3 separate regions of the Homo sapiens genome follow, and all the other regions are linked to region 1. The links are chromatin contacts, found by Hi-C in ENCODE. All regions are on one chromosome and are shown on one strand. Each heading gives the region's core, a stretch centred on a gene start or an enhancer-like site at or near the end of the contact. The rest is flanking DNA. Distances are from core to core; before and after follow the strand shown.

Region 1 (3,073 bases), core at 211-2,710:
TATTGAGGGCAGGTATCAGATTCTGGGGTAAGGGGGCTTCTTCACATGGAAGCTTCCTGGAAAGCAATGCGGAATGAAGAGGCAAGAGTGAATCCTCATTTTGCATAAGGGATTCCTCGGTCCCACCATGTCTTTGTTTTTATCATAACAGGAAAAGTATGTGCTGATTTGAGGGAGGTCTGAGTCACCTTCCCTAGTGAGCCTCAGGGTCAGTTCTTCTAGTTAGGGCAAAACTCCATGAAGATTACTTTAAAAAAAAGGATTCACTTACATAATAATGTATATGCATATATACAGTTGATACAGTCTGTTACCAAACAACATGCCATCAAAATTGATGTTTAAAATTTCTTCTGTACTCCTTTCCTCCCAAATTTAAATAATAATTCACTAATACCGCCAGAATTTTTTTTTTTCTTTGAGAGGGAGTCTCACTGTGACTCCCAGGCTGGAGTGCAATGGCATGATCTCGGCTCACTGCAACCTCTGCTTCCCAGGTTTGTGCAATTCTCCTGCCTCAGCCTCCTGAGTAGCTGGGAATACAGGTGTGCACCACCACACCTGGCTAATTTTTTGTATTTTTATTAGAAACAGGGTTTCAACATGTTGGCCAGGCTGGTCTGGAACTCCTGACCTCAAGTGATCCACCGCCCTCGGCCTCCCGAAATGCTGGGATTACAGTCACGAGCCACTGCGCCCAGCCCAGAACTTATTTTTTAGACAATCATTTAGCTCTCTCTGCTTAAGGCACTATCCTAGGTGCTTTAATACTATCTCATTTAATCTTCACAACAAGCTGTGAAGTAGATACTGTCATTATCCCCATTTGACAGATGAAGAAATTGAGACAAAGAGGTGAAGTAACTTGCTCCTGGTCACACAGTTGGTGAGGAGCTGCAGAGCCCATGCCCTAAACGAGGCTATGCTGCCTTGGAGAATGGAGCAGAGACACAGAGGTGCACAAATGGAAGCTCTGAAATGACAACAGGAGAATTCTTCAGGGGTCCTGTCCTCACTCTCTGGATGCCATTGGGAAACCATCACAGAATAACTGTGTCTTTTCCATAACATGAGGAAGCTCAAAGGGACAATCTAGCTCACACAGTTTATACAAGAAGGAGGTTCAGTTAATCCCCAAATATTAATCATGTAAAAATAGACCTAAATGAAAATGATCATTTCTGGTGAACGTGAGAACTTTGAAAATGCAGATGGAGTTACAAAGAGTGGTTACGAAATGTCCCTTATGTATGTAGCGGTCCATGCTGGAAAGAAGCCAGCACAGCTATCACTGTGGAGCTGGAGGAAAGTGAGGACAGGAGGAGCTCCTTCTGCCCCTCTGGGAAGCATTGCGGAGGGTGAAGGAGGCCGTGTCCACCCAGGGATTGGTCAGCAGGGGAACAGGCCCCACTGGGAATGGCCAGGACCCAGAAAGGAGAGAGACTGGGAAAGTAAGGACAAGGAGTTGGATGGTGACTCAGCAGCAGGCACTTGGAGGGAAGCCAGGCAGACAATTAGCATCAAGAAGGCTTAGCAGGCCTTAGGCAGGGTTCTAGGGAATTAGGCAGAGAAAATATCTGAGAGCTCCTGGGAAGGGGGCCAAGACTTAGGCATGAAAGGCCAGACAGGGACTCGCTGCTGGAGTGGGAGCATACAGTGAGGGGAGTAAGATGAGAGAAGATTCCAGAAGCAGGGGTACAAGATCAGAGAAGAATCAAAAACATAACCTGAATGCATGCCGAGATTCTGTGCTGCCTACTCAGCTCCCAGCATCTCCCTGAGTAGGAATAACTTTGGTCTTAGAATCTTACCCTACAGCATCCCTGGAGGAGAGGATGGGAGGGACTGTTGCAGGAGCAGCTCTGCCTGACCCCTCAAACCATTTCCCCAGCACCCTCCCTTGTTGGCCATTCTTTGGAATTCGCTTCTTGCCAGGGTAGGGACCTGGTGTAGTATATCTTTTTGATCAAGCCATTGAGGTGAAGTGAACCAGGATATTCATCATCTATTTGAACCATAATGGCTTTTGGGCTGTATCTAAAGCTTGAGCCCGGTTGTCTACAACGTGTGAGCATGGAAGAAATTGCCCATTGATCTTGTTTCCACTTCTTCCTTTGGCTGGACTAGGCAGCCTACAGGAGGCAAACACTGCCATCTAGTGGCGTATCTAGGCTTCTCGCCAGGAACTGTGTCTTGAATTGTAGAGAGACAGAAGCCTGATTTTTATCCTCTCCCGTCCAGCCCATGGGTCTGATTGTAACCCACCCTAGAGGGAAGTGGGTCTTGTATCTGGGTGCCATGCTGGGCTGTTTGCAACTAGAGCTTCAGGCCCCTTCTGCTCTAACAGTCTGCAAAAGGACTACACTCATCCCTGGATTCAACCATGTTGCCCTGAAAGGGCTGCAAGTTGCATCCCCAGCTATGTGTGAGCTTGGCCTCAAGAAGCAACCCTGAGCCCCTGGCGTGGTCGCAGAGGAGCAGCTCTACTGAGGTGCAGAAGCTCAGTGATAGAGAGTCTCTCAGTTAGAAAGAATTTCAGTCATCTAGGCCGGCATTCTACAGAGTCCATTAGCGAGGTGGAATCAAATTAGTGGGATGTCAACAGCAATAGAGAAAAACATAAAATAGAATGTCAGAGTGGAGCTTGTGTTTCAGTGATAAATCTATTCACATGTAGTGTTCCCTGGTCAAAATATGAAGTGTATTTCTTACAGAGCACTTTGGAATCTGAATCCCAGCACTTTGGGAGACTGAAGCGGGAGGATCAGTTGAGCCCAGGAGTTCAAGAAAAACATAGTGAGACCATGTCGCTACAAAAATAAAAATAAAAATTAGCTGAGTGTGGTGGTACACACCTGTACCACCTACTGGGTACACACCGGTCCCAGCTACTCAGCAGGCTGAGGTGGGAGGATCACTTGAGCCAGAGAGGTAGAAACTGCAGTGAGCCAAGATTGCACCACTGCATTCCAGCCTGGGTTTCAGAATGAGACCCTGTCTGGGGGCAGTGGAAGGCATTCCCAGGCCCTAACCCAGGCCTACTGAATCATGATGTGTGATTGAGGGGTGGAGC
Region 2 (3,073 bases), core at 294-2,793, 470 kb before region 1:
AGGCATGATAAACAGAATCAAAGCTTCTGCTGCTTGTTTCCAGTTAAACAGACCTATCCTAGGTAAACCTGTATTCCTCTCTGAGAGCACCCCTTCCTTCTGGTACTTGGTTGACCTCCTGCCTTGGGCAGGGTTACACCCACCTCCACTTTTTTCTTGAGTTACTGCTAGAAGGGAGAAACTCTGTGAGCTCTTGGAGAGCAGCCTTGGTGTTCTGTTCCTTCATGTATTTCCAGGTATAGTCTAGGGTGTGACATCTTGTAGGCACTTAGTAAATGCTTGTTGAGTGAATGAAAGCTGCCCTTCATCTATTCCCCTTTCATTTATTCAGCACATATTTATTGAGTGACTTCTGTGTGCCAGGCGCTAGGGATACACCAATGAACAGGACCTGGGTGGGAAGACAGATGATAATATGGGGACATTAATATGGTGTTGAAAAAGTACAAGATGTGGTGGGTGCAGATGCAGGGATGGCTGGTCCAGCTGAGTTGGCCAGGAAGGCTTCCTGGAGACCTGAAGAATTAACACAGATAGCTAGATGAAGGCAGGATGGGAAACAGTGTTCCAAGCCTAGGAAGAGCATATGCAGGGATCCAAAGGGAAGAGATAGCTTAGCATGGAAACGTGAAGGCTGACAACATAATGATAATCATAAACACATATATAATGCTTTCTGTGTGCCAGATATTATTCTAAGCCCCTTACATTTATGAAGTTATTTAAATACTATTATCATCCCCATTTTACAGAAAACGGAGGCACAAAGAAGTTTAGTAATTTGCCCGATCTTACACAACTGTTAGAATTGGCATTTGAAGGGAGTTGGCTGCGGAGCCTTAGTGGTGACAAAACAATTACTATGCCTGTGTGTGTAGCACTGATTCCCAGTGAGAATCCTGGCATGCTGTTAGACGTGCATGGGCCTTGTGGTAACAATCAACTTGGAAATTGTCTTGTTAAGACTGACAGAACTTCTGGCATATCCTAATTGTTGACTCTGTCTTTGTCAGGCAGACGATGAGATTCCTTGCCTCAGTGGATGGTTTTGTTATGTCTCATCCTATGTGAACAGGCTGCAGGGAGGTTGTCCCTGACCTCCTAGCGAGAAGGGACTTGGGACTCAAACAACAGTTTAACTGTGGATGACCAAATCACATTTTCCACAGTAGATTCCCATCCCTAAATGGGGAGAAGGAGAAAGGAAAATGGTTTAAAGATCAATACCCAGAAATGGCCGACCTCTGCTGGTGCTCCGCCACTGTGTGTGGTTGTTGGAGCTACAGGCTGTGAGGAAGAATAGTTTGGTTGATTGCCAACTTGGCCCCGAGGGAGTAGGCCTGAAAGGGGGTTAAGGCATTGGTTCTGCTTTCTTTCCTTCCAGTTTGTAAATGGTAATCCAACCCCACGTCTTTAGTGCACAGGTGTTGTGCAGCCCCTCCCTGTGACAGGTCATGGTGGCTGGGCCTTGGCCTCTGCCTTCCGAATTCCCAACTTTGCCCCAAGCTTCAGTATGACCACTTCCTCTGAATCCCTGTTGCTGCTACAGTCAGATCCAGCACGGAGGGGTATCCTCAGCAGCCTCCTCACTGCCTGTTGCCACTTGCTCAGGAAAAGCACATGAGCTGCACATCAGTGTTTGGAAAAATTAATGCTTTCAAGATGAGCTCCATACAGTTTTAGCACATCTGTCTCTTTCACCAGCTGAAAGAAGGAAGCATGTTTAGACAATTACTCCCCAAGGGAGCCCAAGTACTAGCTTTGTTTATTGAGTGTTTTTAGTTACAACACGTGAAGTTCTGGGATTTTTTTGGCTTTGGCTTCTTTTTTCTGTTTTTGGTTATGGGAATATGAGTGGATTGCCAATTAACAGGGCACTTGGAGGTTTCAAAATTGTGAAAGGCATGTTTCTTACATGGGCACAATTGCTGAGTCTTTGGGATAAGGAACTCCATTAGACATGACAGATGGAATCCAGGCTCAGGGCTTACCTCAGACCAGCAGTGCAACCAGATGTTCAGAGTCTTCCATATGCAGCTGTTTGGAGCCACAGCTCCACCTGTGAGGGCCCCCTTCCCCTCCCTCAGACACCCCACATCTTCACAGTCTTCTGATAGACGTACCATGTAACGACACAGTCACAGTCAGCTTTCACCTTACTTTACCCTGTGCCACCTCCCACCACCTTCAGCTTCCCCCACCTGATGCATAAAACTCTTAAGTAGAGATGGCAGGTTTTAAAGCTTGAGGTTTGGGGAGTCAGAGCCCATTGTACAAGGGCAGGGATGGCTGACTTGAAAGCTAGTGTATCACAGTTCTTCCTGCCTTGTCCTTGGCAGACATCACTAATTGATGGCACCATTCTTTCCCCATCCATCCTGTAAGTAGCCGCATAATCTTCAACACAAAGCTCTGGACAGTCACTGCCCCTTGGTTAGAGCTGGAACTTGAGATGAAACATAGTTTCCATTGCTGACCAAAGTCCCATAAGGTGTCTAAGTGGCTGACAAATGAATGATCTGAGAGGAGTTGAGGTTCTTCCTGAATGCTTGTTATGGAGAACCCATCCTGACTCTTGTGGTAAATAAGGGATGTGGAACAAAGTGGGGAATGAATAGCATTTTCTCATGATATAGTGATAGAACTCCATCTGCCAGCCACTTGAACAGGTGGATAAGTCGGGTGAATTTTTTACTGTGACCTGTGGGTTCTCTGAAGACCATTTCACATTCTAGACCTTATGAGTAGGGGGTAGAGAAGGAAATTGCTGCCATGGTCCTGAGGGAGCACCTCCTTTTTCAGAAAAGATTTGAGCCACTACTTTAGTAGCAGCTTCAATATTTAAATGCTTTGAAAATTACCAGAGTAACAAGTGCTTATAGTAAAAAAATTATAACAACATAAAATTTTACAAAACACAATTCTCTACCTTTCTTCATTCTTCAGGGATAACTACTGTTAATAGTTTGGTATATGTATATCCTACTAGAACTCTTCTAGGCATAGTGAAATACATATTGATAGTGTGTATGTATATATTTATATGTCTATTTTCACAAAAAGTGGGATAATA
Region 3 (3,073 bases), core at 404-2,903, 280 kb before region 1:
TAGCCCCAGTTGTTAGAAAGTCCTCCTTCCAGCAGGCCAGAATCTACCCTCCTGTAGTTACACCCTGCAGTCCCATCTCTGTCTCCCAGGGTCATTGGGGAACTACTCTCTTCCTTCCCCTGCAGGGCAGCTCTCCCATAACTTGGGGACAGTGCTTGGGGACCTTCCTCATGTTTTCTTCACCAGATAAAGTTCTGTGAGTTCTTTCAGCCTATTTTCGTTTGACGTGGGCTCTAAACTCTTTAATGCAGCTTTCCTGGGACCAGTTTTTCAAGTGGATGAGGGGTAATGGGAGGAGTCTGCAGCTTTTGGTCCCACTTGCACAGGTGAGAATGAGATTTTGTATGTGTAGGTGCACTAGTTTTTGTAGCCCAAGTTAGTTGATCTGAAACCCCAAGAGTTTGCCCACCCAGAGAATGATGTTCTCTCACTTGAATAGAGAGAGACACCATCTCATATATAAATACAGGAGGATGTCTTCTCACATGTGAGCACAGAGAGATTTTTCCAGTATGAAAATGTTGAGTTAAAGTGTTCTGGTGCCAAGGTCAGTAGTAGTTACTGTTTCTCAGGGAAAAGCCCAACTCAAGGGTATCTACTGTTCAACCCCATTCCTGTATCCCATGGCTCTTCCTGAGGTCATTCCCAAGGAGAGCAAAAGCCTCATACTCTTATCTTGTAAAGAGTCGGAAACCTGTGGTAAAACAACATGGCACATGTATACCTATGTATCAAACCTGCACATTGTGCACATGTACCCTAGAACTTAAAGTATAATAAAAAAAAGAAAAAAAACACGCAAAGGAATATTAATCTCTTGGAGGAAATCTGCCTCTAGCTGGAATCCCAGAAGGGTTCTTCCCCCAGTCCCCCATCCCATGGCCCCTTTGAAATCCCACTCTTGGTTTGTTCACCTCTAGTCTCTCCTTAGTAAGCTTTCTCTAGCATAAGAATGTCCTGCTATAGGAACAACTGCTGATGTGGTGAGAAGATATACTCTGTAACATATGCGTTCTGGTGGAGAGATAAAAGAGGGTTTGGTTTCCTCCATCCTCTTTAGAGATTGGGTTGACCAGCTTGTCCCAGATTTCCCTGGGGAGGTGACCTTGTCATGAGGTGGCAAGAGGGGGTACAAACATGAGGGCCCTAGAATGGAGAGTGAGACTGGACTTGGGCATTCAGCTCCCATCCCTCAGGGCATTCTCTTCTGTGCTTTGCACATTCCCACCTTTTCATGCCTTTGTTCATGCCAACACTCCTCCCATTTGGAATGCCTGCTCCACTATATGTGCCTATTAAAACCCTCCCCCAGCTGAAGGTCCAGCTCAGATGCTACTCTCTCTGTTCTGCCCTGTTGGAGGTGCTCTTTCTCCCTCTGAGCATTTCCTGCAGCCCTTATCCATCCCCCTCAAATTGTCCCTGTTCCATGCCATCTAGCATTATAGCTAGGTGCTCAAAGATCTCATTCCCCCAATTATATTGAAAATTTCTGGAGGTTAGGACCAGTGTCTTCAATTACTCTGTGTTGACCAGAGATACTTAGTGCCAAATAAATAGTTGACCGTGACACAGTCTGTACTCACTGGGCTGCTTGAGAATAGAACAAAACCTGTGAACACTGAGCTGACACAAGAGCACCACCTACTGCTGAATGGTTTCTAGGAACGCTACCTTAATGCACTCACTGTTGAAAACTGGGGTGTTAGCAAGTTTCACCTTGCAATGGAAAGAGTGATTTGGAGGCAAGAAACTGGTTCTGGTCCTTTTATACTAATCCAAGTGGGAACAGATGAGGTGGTAGTGAAAGTAGAAAGGGAAGGGACAAACCCTCGAGACACTCAAGGGAAGAAAATGAGACCAGTGACTGGCTGGATGTCAGGGGGCAAAGGCAGCACCAAGGCCTTCGTGTTAGGAGGATTGGCAGTGGGACACGAGTGGGAACAATTCCCGAAGACATTTTGGAAGAAGGATGGATAATTAAATGAAATTTTAATTTTAATTTGTTTTAAGGCACAGAAAAGTGAAAGAAGTGATTATGAAGGTTACTAAAAACATTATCATGTGTTAGCTGGTTGTTGCATTTCTGCCCTACATTTTTCTTTTTTTTTTTTTTTTGAGATGGAGTTTTGCTCTTGTTATCCAGGCTGAGTGCAATGGCACAATCTTGGCTCACCACAACCTCTGCCTCCTGGGTTCAAGTGATTCTCCTGCCTCAGCCTCCTGAGTAACTGGGATTACAGGCATGTGCCACCACACCTGGCTAATTTTGTATTTTTAGTAGAGATGGGGTTTCTCCATGTTGGTCAGGCTGGTCTTGAACTACCAACCTCAGGTGATCCACCCACCTTGGCCTCCCAAAGTGCTGGGATTACAGGCATGAGCCACCACGCCTGGCCTCTAACCTACTTTTAGGGACAATGGATGCTATCTAAACACAGGCATTTACCTTGGTCCTCTGGCAGCCTTGAGGAGTGATGGGGCTCTTCATTCAGTAAGTTCTTCCTAAGCCCTGCAGAGTATATCCTGTAGGGTCTGGAAGCTGGAAACACTGCCAAGCTTCTCCTTGTGGATGTGCCCAGCCTGGCTCCCTGCATGGCCCCTTACCTGTCTGAGCCCCATTGCAGAGGCTGCTGCTGGAAGAGGGGAGAAGGGGCAAAATGGGGTGCCTAGTCCTCCTCCTAAGCTCAAGGTCAGGCCCACCTAGCACATACCAGCATAGCTAGGTGGTGGTCTTCTCCCCAAGAGAAGGGCTCCCACAGGGAAGCCTGCCTCCTCCCAGAGAGGGGCTCCCAAAGAAAGAGCTGCCTCATCCTTAGCCTCATGTGGAGCTTTGTTCCCAGATGTGCAAGTGATTGGCACAGCCGATTTTAGGATGTGTGGGAGGACTAGATGAGAACATCCAACAGACACTCCATTTTTGCAGTAACAATAATAGTTACCATTTATTGAGTGTATCCCTTATGCCAGGAACAACCATTAGCTCATCTAAATTAACTTGCCAAGGGCCAGATCTCAGTTTATGTCTAAATTTAGCTCCGGGATAAAGTTGGGCATTATTTTCTCAGCCTGGATT

The links. A loop is a pair of places that touch in the nucleus more often than their neighbours do. Pooled maps may share reads with other maps.
Region 2: a loop to region 1 is called in a pooled map, with 2.5 times the contacts of the local background. The contact joins two enhancer-like sites. A Hi-C loop is called at or near these places in 2 of 168 maps with a recorded cell type or tissue (GM12878 and PC-9) and 15 of 50 pooled maps.
Region 3: a loop to region 1 is called in a map of mammary epithelial cell, with 5 times the contacts of the local background. The contact joins two enhancer-like sites. A Hi-C loop is called at or near these places in 4 of 168 maps with a recorded cell type or tissue (PC-9, chondrocyte, mammary epithelial cell and 1 more) and 7 of 50 pooled maps.

The regions. Positions count from the first base shown.
Region 1 is chr3:124,557,876-124,560,948 of GRCh38, forward strand. The region is part of intron 33 of KALRN (kalirin RhoGEF kinase); the gene reads left to right. All of the region lies in intron 2 of LOC105374076 (a long non-coding RNA gene), which reads right to left. Among named protein-coding and RNA genes, the nearest start is that of UMPS, 170 kb to the right of the region's middle. Within about 2 kb of position 1,461, at least 20 of the 41 ENCODE cell types and tissues checked have a DNase peak (open chromatin) inside an H3K27ac peak, as active enhancers do.
Region 2 is chr3:124,082,873-124,085,945 of GRCh38, forward strand. All of the region lies in intron 1 of KALRN (kalirin RhoGEF kinase), which reads left to right. Among named protein-coding and RNA genes, the nearest start is that of MIR5002, 49 kb to the right of the region's middle. Within about 2 kb of position 1,544, at least 2 of the 41 ENCODE cell types and tissues checked have a DNase peak (open chromatin) inside an H3K27ac peak, as active enhancers do.
Region 3 is chr3:124,280,281-124,283,353 of GRCh38, forward strand. The region is part of intron 5 of KALRN (kalirin RhoGEF kinase); the gene reads left to right. Among named protein-coding and RNA genes, the nearest start is that of MIR6083, 93 kb to the right of the region's middle. Within about 2 kb of position 1,654, at least 2 of the 41 ENCODE cell types and tissues checked have a DNase peak (open chromatin) inside an H3K27ac peak, as active enhancers do.